Linked DNA regions of Homo sapiens: region 2 is linked to region 1. A link is a loop called in an ENCODE intact Hi-C map of the cell type or tissue named here. Cell type or tissue: MCF 10A. All regions are shown on one strand. Links, peaks and the distances in the headings refer to the core of each region. The heading gives the core; the rest is flanking DNA. Region 1 holds the start of SELENON (selenoprotein N). Region 2 overlaps RSRP1 (arginine and serine rich protein 1).

What was found. Hi-C counts contacts between places; a loop is a spot of excess contacts. Peaks named below come from ENCODE experiments on the same cell type or tissue, not always from the same donor. Only the 100,000 strongest peaks of a DNase experiment are listed, where the experiment ranks them.
Region 2: it touches region 1 in a loop (8-fold over the local background); 15 of 110 quality-filtered maps call a loop at or near these places.

Annotation. Positions count from the first base shown.
Region 1 is chr1:25,792,664-25,800,927 of GRCh38, forward strand. SELENON (selenoprotein N) reads left to right here and starts at 7,530. Exons shown (of 12, transcript NM_206926.2): 1 at 7,530-7,750. The coding sequence starts at 7,568. RefSeq lists an enhancer at 6,724-7,445 and a silencer at 7,255-7,394. In MCF 10A, for the core only: CTCF peaks have their summits at 4,334 (motif pointing left) and 5,548 (motif pointing left); DNase peaks (open chromatin) are centred at 4,348 and 5,528.
Region 2 is chr1:25,236,734-25,245,060 of GRCh38, forward strand. It overlaps RSRP1 (arginine and serine rich protein 1), which reads right to left. Exons shown (of 5, transcript NM_020317.5): 4 at 6,817-6,900; 5 at 5,516-5,972. The coding sequence ends at 5,856. It overlaps LOC124903881 (a long non-coding RNA gene), which reads left to right. Exons shown (of 2, transcript XR_007065555.1): 2 at 3,271-3,540. Among named protein-coding and RNA genes, the nearest start is that of RSRP1, 6.6 kb to the right of the region's middle. RefSeq lists enhancers at 2,060-2,846, 2,847-3,632, 3,174-3,303, 3,324-3,373, 3,444-3,643 and a silencer at 2,904-2,953. In MCF 10A, for the core only: a CTCF peak has its summit at 3,300 (motif pointing right); DNase peaks (open chromatin) are centred at 728 and 3,258.

The DNA.
Region 1 (8,264 bases), core at 265-8,264:
CCTCCCAGGTTTAAGCGATTCTCATGCTTCAGCCTCCCGAGTAGCTGGGACTACAGGACCACACCCGGCTAATTTTTGTATTTTTGGTAGAAACGGGGTTTCACCATGTTAGCCAGGTTGTTCTTGAACTCCTGACCTCAGGTGATCCACCCGCCTCAGCCTCCCAAAGTGTCGGGATTACAGGCGTGAGCCATTGCACCCAGCCTAAAACGCACTATTCTTAAATGACCAGCTCAAGGAATGTTGACCTATATGCACGCTCATATGACCACCTCCCCAGTCAAGATCAAGACTATTCCAGCACCCAGAAGGCTTGCATGTGCTGCTTCTAGTCAATACCTGCCATCCCCAGAGCAAACCCTATGTGGACCTCTTTCACCATCACCTAATTTCAGGCACAGACATTTCATTCTTTTCATGGTTTTTTGCATTATAAACATTCCACTGAGGCTGGGTATAGTGGCTCACACCTGTAATCCCAGCACTTTGGGAGGTCAAGGCGGGAGGCTGGCTTGAGGCCAGGAGTTCAAGGCTGCAGTGAGCTATGATCATGCCATAGCACTGCAGCCAGGGCAACAGAGTGAGACCCCATCTCAAAATAAAATAGGCTGGGTATAGTGGCTCACAACCATAATCCCAGCACTTTCGGAGGCCGAGGTGGGCGGATCACCTGAGGTCAGGAGTTAGAGACCAGCCTGGCCAACATGGTGAAACCCCATCTCTACTAAACATACAAAAATTAGCCGGGTGTGGTGGCAGGCGCCTGTAATCCCAGCTACTCGGGAGGCTGAGGTGGGAGGCTCTCTTGAGCCCAGGAGGCAGAGGTAAGAGGATCAGTTGAGCCTGGGAGGCAGAGATTGCAGTGAGCTGAAGTTGCACCACTGTACTCCAGCCAGGGTGACAGTGAGACCTTGTCTCAAAAAAAAAAAAAAATCCTCTGCATTTTCTGTCTTAATTTATATGATACAACTTATAACCACTTAGCTCCTGTCTAATAAGGATGCTCACACTTTCTTGTCTGGTCATTATGAAGCCCTCTTGTACCCATTTGTGGTAAAAAAAAAAAAAACCTCTGAAGTGCACAACCAAGATCAGAGATGATGAAATAAAGCCTCTCAGATGCAAGCTGAGCTATGCCTCTCCCTTGTTTGGGTGACTAGCTCATCCCAGTTAGGGCTTTCTTGCTTGTAGGACCGAATATCCCACATCCTCGGTGCTCCATCAGTGTCAGTCCTGAGCAGACCAGGGTGGCTGACCCCCCAGCACGGTTCCCTCCTTGGCCCTGGACCCAGTTCAAAACACACAAGACAAGTGGAACAGAATTCAGGCCAGATCATCCGGTACCATCTGCCTGTGCCTGACACTCACCGTTGGAAAGGCCCCGAATGTCAAACTCTTTTTTGTGGCTTGTGTGTGGAACTTGGCCGTCTTTACATTTTCTCCCTCAAAATCACTGGAGAGCTGGTAAAAATGTCCCTCTTTCCCCCAACCAACTGGGGGTTGGCCCCAAGCATTGGTCTCCTTCAAAGGCCCCAGGTGACTAGTGGGCAGCCAGGCTGGGTAACCAGGACCTCTGCACTCGTGATGCTGAGACTAAATCTGTCCATCTGGCAAAGTCCCGGGGGCATTTACTGACCCCGGGAAACAAATCTCTCTCCCAGCCTGGACAGTACGAGAGCCAAGCCAAGCCTGTCATGACCTCTAACGTTAATCTATTTTTTGGCTAATCACAGCCACAGCTCCATGCCTGTAAATCCAGCCAAAGCCACTCAACATTCCAAGACACGGCGGCATCTGTGGCCACATAGGCCAAAGGCGGCTTCTCTTCTCTCTCTTCAATGATCTCATTGAATCTTGTGGCTTTAAGTGCCATTTTTAGACTGGCAACTCCCAGATTTATAATCCACGCCCCCCTTCCCTACCGTTCATAGCCCCATAGTCATACACACACAACTGCCTCCTTGACACCTCCGTGAGGGTGACTCTCAGGCATCTTTTTTTTTTTTTTTGAGCTGGAGTCTCCCTCTATCACCAGGCTGGAGTGCAGTGGTGTGATCTTGGCTCACTGCAACCTCAGCCTTCCAGGTTCAAGCGATTCTCCTGCCTCAGCCTCCCGAGTAGCTGGGACTACAGGCGTGCGCCACCACGCCCAGCTAATTTTTTGTATTTTTAGTAAAGATGGGGTTTCACCATGTTGGCCAGGATGGTCTCGACCTCCTGACCTCATGATCCGCCCACCCCAGCATCCCAAAGTGCTGGGATTATAGGCGTGAGCCACCACGCCCAGCCAGCTCTCAGGCATCTTAACCTGGCAGACTGGACCAAGCCTTCTCCCCAGCCGGGGTCCCTCCAGGGTGCCTCATCTCAGGATGGTGCCACCAGCTACCCAAGCTCAACCCATGGCTGATGCTGGTCTTTCCTCTTGCCGTCCACTTCTGACCCATCCGCAAATCCTGTCTGTGGCTCTGCTACACTCATATATCTTGTCCACGCCTGCCCAATCCCTGCCATCTTATGTCTGGGCGACTGCATTAGCCTCCTGTCTCCCTCCTTCCTCTGTCCATCCCCTAACTCTATTCTCTACCCAGAAACCAGAAAGATCTTTAAACAAACATCAAAACCAAGAGGCTTTACTGGGATATCATTTACATGCCATAAAATCCACCCACTTCAAAGATGGACAATTCATGTTTTTTTAGTATATCACAGAATTGTGCAAGCATCATTATAATCTAATTTTAGAACATTTTATCACCCCAGAAGAAACTTTGTACCCATTAGCAGTTACTCCCCAGCCCCCTCCTCCCGGTCTCCCACTATAGCCCCAGGCAACTGCTAATTTAGTTTCTGTCTCTCTGGATCTGTGGATTCTGGACATTTCACTGAATGAATCACACAAGCCGTGGTCTTTGTGTTTGGCTTTTTCCACCCAGCTTAAAGTTGCTAAGGTTTATTATTGCCCACTAATACTTATCAAATGGATACACCGCATTGTTTATCCATTCATTGCTGGAAATTTGGGTTGTTTCTGCATCTGGGCTATGAGAAAGGTCTTTTAAAAAACAAGTCACCAGCCGAGTGCGGTGGCTCACTCCTGTAATCCCAGCACTTTGGGAGGCCGAGGTAGGCGGATCACTTGAGGTCAGGAGTTTGAGCCCAGCTTGGCCAATATGGTGAAACCCTGTCTCTACTAAAAATACAAAAAGTAGCCAGGCTCGGTGGCCGGCACCTGTAATCCCAGCTACTCTGGAGGCTGAGGCAGGAGAATTGCTTGAATCCGGGAGGCGGAGGTTTCAGTGAGCCTAGATCGCGCCACTACACTCCAGCCTGAGCGACAAGAGCAAGATTCCATCTCAAAAACAAACAAACTAACAAAAAACCAAGTCACACATTGTCACCACCCTGCTTAACACCTTATAATGGTTTCACATCATATCTAGAATGAAGTTTGACCAAGTGCCGTGACTCACACCTGTGGTCCCAGCTACTTGATAGTCTGGGGTGGAAGGATGCTTTGAGCCCAGGAGTTCAACGTTGCAGTGAACTGAGATCGTGCCACTGCACTGCAGCCTGGGGGACAGAGTGAGACCCTGTCTCAATAAATAAATTGAATGAAGTTTGTTGCCGAGGCCTGCAAGATTCCGACGTCCTGTCCCAGCCTCTGTCACCAAGCTTTTCTCTTCCCATAACTCACTCTGCCTTCTGTGTGTCTCCTGGACATACCAAGCTTGTTTCCACCCCAGGCCTTTGCACCGGCTCTCCCCTCTTCTCCGTGCCTGGGACGCTCCTTCCTCGATTCTTCTCATAGCTGGCTGCTTCTTCCCGTTCCAGGCGCAGTGTATGTGTCACCTCCCAGCTACGGTGCTGATGCCTGCCTGTGGCACTGTGCCACAGTGCCCTGTCTCACTCCTTCACACTTACCTTTCTCTGAAATTACCTTGTGTGTCTGTCATTTCCTTCCTCCGAGTAGAATATTCAGCCCCCACAGAGGAAGTGCCTTGCCCGTCTTCTATAATACTGTGTTCCCAGGGCTGAGAACAGTCCCTGGCACACAGCAGGTATTTAGTTTGCGGAGAGGCCCACGTGGTCCGGGCATGCTTAAGCAACTCCTGCAGTGGCACCTGTTTCCCCCAAGTGATCCTTTGTTCTCAAATGTTGGTCCTATTATTGGCTGCCAAGATGTTAGGGTTGGGTTTGGGGAAAATCACTTGCCTCTCTAGGGTCCCAGATGAAGAGAAGAAACACAAAAAACAAAGCCAAATGGCCCTCTTCCTGGCTCACTGTCGCCGGTGAAACTGGAATGGAAAATCCTAATTTGATTTGATTCCCTGGAGGGCAGCAGCGCCCCCTGCGGGAAGAAGGCCTTTCCTGGTGAGTTTACCCCAAAGAGACAGGAAGCAGAAGAGAGGATGCTACTAGGAGGCAGGCAGGGATGTGTGTGTGTGTGTGTGTGCGCGCGCGCGCGTGTGCGTGTGTGTGTGCGCGCGTGTGTGTGCGCGCGTGTGTGTGTGTGTGTAGGAGAGAGAAAGAGAGAGAGACACACACACATCAGGGGTGTGTGTGTGTGTAGGAGAGAGAGAGAGACACCAGGATTCGAGGCAGTGACCCTGCCCCTACTTAAATGTGGCTGCAGGCAGGTCAGGCTCCCTCCTCTTCTCATGGGTGGATGGAGTGGCCTGGAGTGCTTACACCAACACCCTCTGCGCAGGGAGGTGGGTGTGGGTGCCCCCAGGCAGAAGCTGGGACCCAGTAGGGAGTCTGAAGGGTGCTGCAGTGGCTGAATGTCCCTCTCTTCTGATGCCTCCACATTGTCTCAGTGGTAAAGTCCAGGCTTTTCACAAGCTGGCCAGCGTGCCAGCCCAACCTTCCTGCCTCCTCCTCCTCCCTCTTCACACTTCCCCCCCGGGTCCCTCTGCTCAAATCCACTGGACTATATTCTCGAGACGCTACGGATACTCCATCGAGTTTCACATCACTGGGCCTTCACCTCTGCTGTTCCCACCCTCTGGAATGATCTTCCTGGGTGCTATGCCTGGTGAGCTCCTGAAGTCAAGGTCTGGCCAGACCTCTGCTCTGGGAAGCCTCTTCTGAGCCCTCCTGATAGTCAGGGGGACCCTCCTCTGTGCACACCCCTCTCAGAGCACTTACCCCTCGAGAGGAGGGTTGCAGTATCCATTGACTCATCTGGAAGAGCAGAGACTGTTTTGTTTTCTGATGGACACCCAATCGCCAGGACACGGCATAGTAGCCCTTCAATACATGTGTTGGAAGGATGAATGAGCGAGTGCCCACTAACCTCCGAGACCCTCATGGACGTGGCCAGTGCGTCACTCACCTTGCTGTGGTTCCCATTGGCTGCCAGTTCCCAAGTGTCACCCTTGCCCACTGGGAGGCAATAGCAAGGTGCCAAAGAGATCCTGCAGGGCTGCCCCAGCCAGAACCACCCACTAGGCCCTATCTCTCACGGCCTTGCCCTGCCGGGGATCTTGGTTTGGGACAAGCCCTTCTGGGAAGGGCGCCCTCCAGTGGGAAACCAGCCCTGCTCCACTGCCAGTCCCAGAGCTGACACCTCCCAGAGCTGACATCTCCCAGAGCTGGGCCCAAGATTGATCCTTTTCACAGAGGCACACTGATCTGACCTGATTGTCATTAACCCACCCCCACTGTGCGCCTTCCCGAGCTTCTAGAATCATCCCCCAAGTCCCGCAAGCCCCAGAAACCCATTTCTTCAGCACTGGGCAGCAGAGACCAGTGGGGTATCTGTATCTTTAAGAAAAAGCAAGTGTAATAAATAAAAGTTATCTGGGAAAGAAAACTTCCTTTGTTTATTTTCCAGAAGCCTTAGCTCATCAATCTTCCCCTCCTAACCTGCTTTGTGCTCTACTAGTTTTGCTTCCAATAGAATAGAATTTGGTTTTCTAGTATCATGTATCGTACACAGGGTGTCCCCAAACAGTAGCAATAATGAGTTGAAAGTGGCACAGTTGGAAGCCTTCAGAAGCCAACGCCAGATGTCAGGCTCTCAGTGGGTCCCTCTAAGGACACTGGGGCCAGAGCACAGGGCAAGGGTTGGGTGGGCCCACAACTCTGGAAGGTCCCTGGGAGTCATTCATCTGACAGACACTGAGGAGTGCCCACGATGTGCCACGCCCTGTGTGGGCTCTGGGAAGGCCTCACCTGGTGCTGCCATGGCTGGCCACCAAAGAAGAACAGGATGGGCAGTGGAGGCAGGACCCCACCCCCAACTCAGTCGACCGGGTCATCCCGTGGGAAGCCTGGGAGGCAGGATGGCAGGAGATTTGGACCCATAGACCTGGGTGCCAGAGGTCAGGCTTCTTCATTTGAAAACCAGGGAAGCAGTCTCTACCTCACAAGGTGGCTTGAGAACAGAGTGAGAGAATGTGTAAATCACCCCACCTGAAGTCCAGCACATGGGCAGAGCTCAGCATCCTTTGGATCCCTCAGGCCTGACAGGTGCCCCTGCGCTGGGGGGGTTGGTGGGGCTCTGCAAAGGCAGGCACTGCTCACCTCTGGGCTCAGAATTCTTGTCTAGAGGCTTCTGCAGCTGCCACCCTCGCCTGAGAAAATGCAGGTAGAGACATCTAGAGCCACCCCATGGTAACTGGGGGCTTTGAAAGAATGGAAGAGAGCCCCAAGGAACCAAGGTCCTGGGGATTGACAGGCATGAAAATATGTCCTCAACACCACCCACCCCTATTTCCAAGGCCCTCCTCCAAGCATGCCGCATGCTGTTCTCCAGAAAAGCCAGGGCCTCTGGTAGCTCCAGCTGCTGAGGGGCTGGAGCCTCGCCTTCCCCTCACCAGACCAGAGCCCGGAGGGTGGGGGTTGGGGGGCTCTTTTAACTCCTTGGTGGAGATGAGGAAATTTGGGCCCAGGGAAGTGCAGGTTCAGAGCTGCACCTGCTGTGCCTGGAACAAGGCCAATCCCCATAACCCATGCATCTGCGGAGGTGGCCCCCCAACTGCACATGAGGGGAACAGGGGCTGGGCTTTCTTTTTAATTTGTCTTGCTCTAGATGACAGAGGAACTTTTAGAAAACTGGTGGGATAAGGATGGACGGATGCCCCTCAGCAGTCTCTGGCCTCGTGCCCGGCTGCCAGCAGAGGAGGACACGAGGCCTCAGAGGCCCCCGACGCCCCTTCTCCAGGAAAGCACAGGGTGTGTGGCTTCTCCCCAGCCCCTTCTTTGTCCCAGTCCCCAGTCTGGAATCGCTCTCTGGGCTGGGCCAGGCAAGTGGGCCGCAGAGGCCTGGCTTAGCTTTGGGAACGGAAGCACGGGAAGGGGCGCGGAGAGGCAGGAAGCGGCCTGGGGAGGCTGGGGTGGCCGGGACTACGGACCCGACCGCATAGACGCGATCAGCCCCTCTTGGCGTTCCGGTGTAGCTGACCCCGCCCCGGGCTCTGGCCGGGCTGCGAAGCCGGGAACCAGCGACCCCCCGCCCAGCCCCTGCGGCCGCCCCGCCCCTCCCCGCCCCGGCCGCCCCGCCCCCGGCCCCGCCCCGCTCTTTCGCTTCCCGGGCCGCCGGCAGCCGCCGCCAGCCGCAGCCATGGGCCGGGCCCGGCCGGGCCAACGCGGGCCGCCCAGCCCCGGCCCCGCCGCGCAGCCTCCCGCGCCACCGCGCCGCCGCGCCCGTTCCCTGGCGCTGCTCGGAGCCCTGCTGGCCGCCGCCGCTGCCGCCGCCGTCCGGGTCTGCGCCCGCCACGCCGAGGCCCAGGCGGCCGCGCGGCAGGTCCGGGCCCGAGCTGGCTGGGGCGGGAGCGCGGGAGCGGGGACTGAAGGACCCAGCCTCGGCAGCAGGGGGGACATGGGCATGGACGAGTCGGGGGAGGCGGAGGGCGGAGGGGGACTGGACGGGAGGGAGCACGGGAAGGAGGGGACACGGGAGGCGGGTGGGGGGTGCCTGGGGCCGGGCTGATGGGGGGAAGGCGAACGGAGGCCAGTGTGGGGCTGGGACAGACTGGAGGGGTCTCTATCCAGAGGGGTGACCTGGACACAGTGAAGCTGGTTCCCGCAGAGTCTTAAAGGGTTACTGGGGAGCCCTGGGACAGTGAGGAGGGGACACAGGAGAGGACAGAAGGTGCAGGAGGAACAGGGCCAAGCAGCCAGGGCCAGGCGGAAGGCGGAGTGGGGACAAACTGGGAGGGGGCAGTCGGACCAGACAGTGGATGAGCAGGGACCAGGAGGGACTGGAGGCTCTGGGGCAGTTCAGAGGCAACATTTGCACAGATGGACCGGGAGGCACT
Region 2 (8,327 bases), core at 226-8,225, 560 kb before region 1:
AAAAATGGAAATGTTTGTAATTAACTAAAGTTTCTGGAAGTGATAAGCAGTATAGAAAGGAAAGATGTGTGGTAAAAATTGCTCAACTGATTTTGTAAGGATTTATTAAGAGTATTCACAGGATTTTCAACATTGCTTTTCTGTGCAATATGATAATTTGTGTGATTTTTAAAAACTGGGCTGGCTACAGTGGCTCACGCCTGTAATCCCAGCACTTTGGGAGGCCGAGGTGGGTGATTTGCCTGAGCTCAGGAGTTTCACACCAGCCTGGTCAACACAGTGAAACCCCGTCTCTACTAAAAATACAAAAAATTAGCCAGGCGTGACTGCGTGCGCCTGTAGTCCCAGCTACTCGGGAGGGTGAGGCAGGAGAATCACTTGAATCCAGAAGGCGGAGGTTGCAGTGAGCTCAGATGGCGCCACTGCACTCCAGCCTGGGCGACACAGCAAGAGTCCGGCTCAAAATAAAACAAACAAACAAAAAAAAAACTGTTATGAACTGTATCATTTCTCTATTGTGGCATAACAAATCATCCCAAAACTTGGTACCTTAGCACAAATATTATTTTATTATTATCTCTCATAGGTCTGAGAATTGGTGTGGTTCTCACACAGGGTCTCTCATGCAGTTGCAGTCAGATTAGGGGCTGGGGCTGGAATCATTGTAAAGGTTTCCTCACTCAGAAGTCTTGTGGTTGATGTTGGCTGTAGGCCTGAACGCCCACACCTGGCCTCTCCATTGGCCTGGACTTCCTCAAAGCATGGGGGCTGGGTTTTAAGAACAAGTATCCCAAGAGAACTAGGTGGAATCTGTTTCACTTTTTATGACTTAGTCTCAGAATTCACAGTGTCACTCCCTCCATAGTCACAGATTCAAGGATTAGGGATACAGACTCTACTTCTAGATAGAAGGAGTGCCAATGTTACATTGTAAGACTAGCACATAGAATGGAAGATCTTCCAGCATCTAGAAAAATTCAATTAGACACATCACTTGTTCTGTTCTTTGTTAATAAATATGTATAAATATAATTTGAACAGACTTCTTATAAGACTCCAATTTTTTAAATTGTTGCCATGTCCTGTTGAAAAAGAATTTGTGCTACATATTTTCTGTCTGCCCTGTTAGAACTACTCTCCATTGGTCTCCATGTTCTGTGTCCCTGAGTGCTAGCCTGAATGAACTGCATCAGTAAACTCTCTTGCCCTCTACCTTCTTGGGTCCTGCCAATGCACAGTACCTACATAAGATCAGAGGTTTGGAAGAAATGAGGTCAAGGTATTTATTCCCTGGCTGGATTACGGATTTGGTATATTTCCGTAGTCACCGCTTATGTCTGAAGACTATCTTCTATCCCTCCTGTCTCAGCCTCCCGAGTAGCTGGGACTACAGGCACCTGCCAACATGCCCGGCTCATTTTTGTATTTTTAGTAGAGACAGTTTCACCTTGTTGATCAGGCTGGTCTCAAACACCTGACCTCAGGTGATCCACCCGCCTCGGTCTCCTAAAGTGTTGAGATTACAGGCGTGAGCCACCGCGCCCGGCCTAACCCTATACTTTCTGGATTCCCATTGCTGCTCCCTTCTTTTGCCTCTTTTGGGGTAGTAGTAGTGAGGGATCCCCCTGTTGATAGCGCTGGTATGCTTCACTCTGGTTGGTTTTTCTTACCCAGTCTACAACTTTGTAAACAGTCCCTTTATTAAGCTCTCCTTAATTACTTAGCATATGTAAGCCTAGTAACATAACTTTCAAAACCTGTAATTCTGATAAGTGATCTTACTGAAAATAATTTTATAATTGACTTTATTTTTAAAAGACAGGGTCTCATTATGTTATTTAGGCTGGTTTTGAAATCCCAGCCTCAAGTGATCCTCCATCCTCAGACTCTTCCTCTGAGTAGTTGGGATTACAGGCATGAGCCACCATGCCTGGTTTATAATTGACATTTTTGTATTCTTAAAGAATGTAAATACCTGTAATATTGCTCTATCAAATCATCTATAACATAGAGAAAATTCCTGTTACTCTGCTATATTTGCTTTTTTTTTTTTTTTTTTTTTTTTTTTTGAGACAAGGTCTTGCTCTGTTGGCTAGGCTGGAGGGCAGTGGCACAATCTTGGCTCACTGCAACCTCTGCCTCCTAGAGGATACTCCCATCTCAGCCTCCCGAGTAGCTGCGACTACAGGCACCTGCAACTATGTCCGGCTAATACTTCAATTTTGAGGGGCTGGCAGGGTCAGAGGTAGGGGACGGGGTCTTGCTCTGTTGCCCAGGCTGGTCTTGAACTCCTGGGCTCAGGTAATCCTCCCACCTCAGCCTCCCAAAGTGCTGGGATTACAGGAGTAAGCCACAGTGCCTGGCCAAATATTTGCTATTTTAATAGAGGTTAAGAAATGTCTCATTTAAATTAACTACATTAGGCCGGGCTCAGTGGCTTATGCCTGTAATCCCAGCACTTTGTAAGGCCTAGGTGGGCGGATCACTTGAGGTCAGGAATTCCAGGCCAGCCTGACCAACATGGTGAAACCCCGTCTCTACTAAAAATACAAAATTTAGCCGGGCGTGGTGGCGGGCGCCTGTAATTCTAGCTGCTCGGGAGGCTGAGACAGGAGAATCACTTGAACCCAAGCGGCAGAGGTTGCCGTGAGCTGAGATCGCGCCACTGCACTCCAACCTGGGCGATAGAGCGAGATCCGTTCAAAATTTGGGGTTCAAAAAAACCCCAAATTAACTACATTAAACAAGCAACTCCACACTTATGTAATTACATGTATGTAAGTGCTGCAAAGAAGAAAATGTAAAAATGTATGAAGAGCTGTAACAGAGGAAACTGACTTTTAAAGTGGTGAGCTGGCTTCCCTAAAGAAAGGCATTTAAGGAAATCTGAGGAAGGAGAGGGATAGTCTGCCTTCAGAGTTTTGTTTTTGAGATAGGTCTCACTGTCACCCAGGCTGAGAGGCTGAGATCATAGCTCACTTCGTCCTCGCGTCTCCAGCACAGGTCCGGGTTTCTCCACCCAATGCGCCTGCGCACAGGCCTAGCCCAGTCGGACGCAGCCCAGGACTGCCAGGGGTGGGGATTGCCTGGGTCCCCCAGGAAGGGCCGGGTTACGTCCGGAAAAGTGAGGCCCGGGGTTCCAGTTAATTGTTACCGGAAGTGGAGGGAAGCGTTGCCAGGGGAGGGCGGAGACTGTGGCTGACAAGATGGGTGGCAGGCCCTTCCCTGGGGGTATCGAGGTAGGGACGTTTGTGGCTACGTCTGTCCTAGAGGAGGAGACGATGCCAGGGGAGAGGGAGACGCAGACACTGGGACTGGGTCGCCAGCAGAGGGCCTCGGAAGCCAAGCCACCCCGTCTGAAGACGCTTCTCCTTACGGAGCCCAGAAGCGCGAACGGAGACTGCGCAGATCCCGTGCGCTGCGCCGGAAACGGATGCATAGTCTCGGACACCAGCTCAGACCTGCCGCCTGGCCAGGTCCGTGCGCGTTTGTAGTTTGTAAAGAAATGTTCTAATGTGTATATTTCCACGTTTATCTGTATATTATTCACTTGGGTTGTCTTCTGTTTGTGTTTAATGTGAAGCCTAGAGTTGACCTTGGGAGCTTCAGAGGTAGGGTGCTAATTTTTCTTGCAAGCTATGTAGGTAGTGAAAGGAAGGTGACAATGACTACAGGAAATTCACCCTAGTCCCTCTTCTTCCCCAGAAGTGGTCACAATTACAGGTGCTTTCCTGTTCCACGCTCTATTGCATAGCCCAGGTGCATTTATGGGAACAAAACCATGGAGATAGACACTGATCTTTAATAACATTCTGTAAAATGCCATCCTTCAAAAACCAAATATCCTTGTAAGAAAGTTAAAACATTTGGTGAAACTATTATTTTAGGCCAGGCACAGTGGCTCACGCCTGTAATGCCTACACTTTGGGGGCGCCGAAGCAGGAGGACTGCTTGAAGACCAGCCTAGGGTAACAGAAATCCCACTCATCTTTACCCCCAAAAAATTAGCCAGGTGCGATGGCATAAGCCTGTATGGTAGAGGCTGTGGCAGGATTCCCTGAGCCCTGGAGTTCAAGGTTGCAGCAAGCTGTGACTGTGCACTACAGCCTGGGTGATGGAGCAAGAAACCCCTTCTCTAAAAAATAAAGTGTCTATAAAAATCAGTCTTACTTAGACCAGCTGTCAAGATTCTCCAGTTCATAAAGTGTAATACCCACTTAAAATTTTATGTGCTTAACGGTCAGGCGCAGTGGCTCACGCCTGTAATCCCAGCACTTTCGGAGGCCGAGGCTGGTGAATCCCCTGAAGTCAGGAGTTCCAGACCAGCCTGACCAACATGGACAAACCCCATCTCTACTAAAAATACAAGCCTGTAATCCCAGCTACTTGGGAGGCTGAGGCAGGATAATCGCTTGAACCCAGGAGGTGGAGGTTGCGATGAGCCAGGATTGTGCCATTGCACTGCAGCCTGGGCAACAAGAGCAAAACTCCGTCTCAAAAAAAAAAAAAAAAAAAAAAACGTGCTTCATATTCTTCCCAGCCGGGTGCAGTGGCTCACACCTGTAATCCCAGCACTTCGGGAGGCTGAGCAGGGTGGATCACCCGAGGTCAGGAGTTCTAGACCAGCCAGGCCAAGATGGCAAAACCCCGTCTCTACTAAAAATACAAAAACTAGCTGGGTATGGGGGCACATGCCTGTAGTCCCAGCTACTCAGGAGGCTGAGGCAGGAGAATCGCTTGAACCCGGGAGGTGGAAGTTGCAGTGAGTGGAGACTGTGCCACTGCACTCCAGCCTGGGTGACAGAGAGAGACTCGGTCTCCAAAAAAAAATCATTCCCAGTTACAGTAGCACCAATACATTTCAAATTAAGAGTTTATTTAGAATACTTTGGCCGGGTGCAGTGGCTCACACGTGTAATCCCAGCTCTTTGGGAGGCCAAGGCGGGTGGATCACAAGGTCAGGAGATCGAGACCATCCTAACACGGTGAAACCCCATCTCTACTAAAAATACAAAAAAATTAGCCAGGCATGGTGGCAGGCGCCTGTAGTCCCAGCTACTCGGGAGGCTGAGGCAGGAGAATGGCGTGAACCCAGGAGGTGGAGCTTGCAGTGAGCCCAGATCGCACCACTGCACTCCATCTCAAAAAAAAAGTTTACTTAGAATGCTTTTTTAAAAGCATAATAATTTTAACTATACCTCAGATTTTACAGCTTAATGAGGCATTCTATTCCTCCTCTTTCTGGCTTAGTTTCTTGCCTTGAAGCCCAGTATTCCATAAATTTTTTAGGGCAATTTTTCAAGTTGAAGTATTGACCTCAGTTGGGAATATTGTTAAAATTCAGTTTCTAATTCAGCAGGTCTAGGGTAGGGACTTGAGATTCAGCATTTCTCAAAATCTCAGGTAGGGCCAGTCAGCCTTGGACTTGGGATTAACAGGGCTTTAATCAACACACACCACCTTATATCTCTACATTAAATAAAGATCCATTAGGTTATATATATACAATAAAGACTAAGAATGAAAACAAGAAATTTATTAAATATACAAAACAGGAATACAGTTCAATTACTGTGTCTAAAAAATTTCATTTTTACATAACCAAGACAATATTTACAACTATATACAAAAGACTCCCACCTGTGCATAACCTTTGGTCCATCTGTGCTATCTCTCATATCTGCAAGAGAAACCTAAAATGTTAATATTTGAGTGTTAAGTATTTACATCTTTTTGTGTTGGTTTTTAAATGCACAAGTACCCCTGAATGGCTCAAAGGGATGGGATAATGCTAGAAACACTAACTTGCAATAAAGTGCAGTTTTCATGCAAACTTAGCCATCAGTTTTCTTCTTTTAGATAGGTATCCACAGTCCATATGGACTTTTTTTCTGATCTATTTTTGGTGATCTTGAAGATGCCTCTTCTGTGGCAGCTTTAGCTGATTTTTGTATTGGCTTTGCTACAGAATTCTGTAAAAGAACAAATTCAGTCAGCTTCCCAAACATACATTGTACACTTTTTTCACAAAAAAAAGTACATTAAATAATCCCATGTATGAGCCTTAGAGATATTATCAATTGCTGGGCGCGGTGGCTCACGCCTGTAATCCCAGCACTTTGGAAGGCTGACACGGGCGGATCACGAGGTCAGATGTAGACCATCCTGGCCAACATGGTGAAACCCTGTCTCCTAAAAATACAAAAATTAGCCGGGCGTGGTGGCATGCGCCAGTAGTCTCAGCTACTCGGGAGGCTGAGGCAGGAGAATCGCTTGAACCCAGGAGGCAGGCAGAAGCTGCAGTGAGCCAAGATTGCACCACTACACTCCAGCCTGGGCAACAGAGCAAGACTCTGTCTCAAAACAAAAAAAAAAGGATTATCAACCAAACACATAGTGTGAACCTTAATTGTAGCTTGATTCAAAAAGTGAAGTGAAGATACTGGGGCAGCAGGGAGACACTGGACATACACAAGATACACAAGGTATAATGATTTTGAGGCTTCGTTTTTGAAACTCTTATTTTAAAACATTGTGATTAAGGAGTATTCTAAAGATTTCCCTTTAAAATATTTCAATAAAAAAGGGGGGACACTTAAAAGAATGGCAAAATATCGGAACTAACGTGAATGTTATATATATTACAAACCCATTATAATGGCCACTTATAAAAGTGGCTCAAAAACAAATGATTTTAATTCTATTTAAAAAGTGTGTCAGTAGGCCCCCAACTATCACCACAAAGATAAAAACACAAAGATGCAAAAATACATCCTAAATCCAATTTTTGAGTGTTCAATGCCTGGATATACTTACATTAGAGCTAAAAGCTATGCTTCTTTGCTGGGTAGGTTTTTCATTGGGATTTCGAGTTCCATCTTCTGTTACCTTTTCCGACAGCTAGACAGGTTAAGAAAAAGTGTAATTTTAAAACACATACCCTTGGTTTCTAAATCCTATATTAAAAAATAGCCTAATTGTAAACAAAATTTAGCTGTAGACACAAAAATCAACTTGGATCTAACAGCCTAAGTAACAGAACTATTGAGTTTTCCCCTTAACAAAACTGATTTAATATTAGGCTTAAGACACTCTTCCCATAATTATTTTACTTCCCTGCTGGCAAATTTAAACTAATTTTTTAATCAGTTTTCTCAGGTTGAATCAAGTTCACTTTTGAAATGTAAAGCCACATCAGAAAATACGTTTTAAGAAACTAAGGCATTTGCCAGTTAGGCACCTAATCGTCTGAACAAAGACCTTGTCTACTAATACTGAGCAAACCCACATCTGGGCCCAATTACACAGATTCATTTAGATACAGCATTTTTTTTTTTTAAGCCCCCGAGACGGGAGTCTTGCTCTGTCACCCAGGCTGGAGTGAAAAGTACAGTGCAATTTGCTAATGCACATCCTGCACATTTCTGGAGAATTATAATAAACTTATCTGCAAGTGAAGCAGGCCTCCTCTTCTGTAATCTCTCAAAACATCTGGAATATATTGCATATATTATGAAAGGGACATCTTTTTCACAGATGCCCCACCGTTACAACGTGTACCTTTGCTTAGTTTAAAAATTGACTTTAATACTTTATGCAAATAGTGCCTGTCCCAAATTCTAGCATGCACATGGATCTACCAACAAAAAAACTAAGTTTTCAGTGTGTGAACATAAACTTCAAATTAAACCTCTGATGCTTTAGCCCATGTATCAATTACCAACAGATTTTCTTCATCAATGTCTGCAGACCACATTCATGATTTCTATAAGACAGAAATAGAGCAGATAAACTATACTGTATATGCTGAGTACAGAATTTGTGGGAACATAATGCTGCAAATGAAAGCTACAAACACTCTGTAAATAGCTTAGAAAAACTAGTAATAGAAATCACCAAAGTACCAGCTAATAACGGTGTTATAAGAGTACACTGTTAACTGAAAATGAAAAAAATAAATGTATTTTTTGAGACAGGGTCTCGCTCTGCTGCCCAGGCTAGAGTGCAATGGTGCCATCTTGGCTCACTGCAACCTTAGCATCCTAGGCTCAAAGATCCTCCTGCCTCAGCCTCCCAAACAGCTGGGACTACAGGCATGCACCACCATGCCTGGCTAATTTTTGTATTTTTTGTAAACACGCGGTTTTGCCACATTGCCCAGGCTAGTCTTGAACTCCTGGACTCAAGCCATCTGCCTCATTACAGGCATGAGGCACCATGCACGGCCAAATAAAGCTCATTAATCTCCCATTTTCATGGGTTTGACATTGCCTATCTTCAGATTTGCTACTTTGAATTTAGCACATTATATACATCTCTAGACTTCC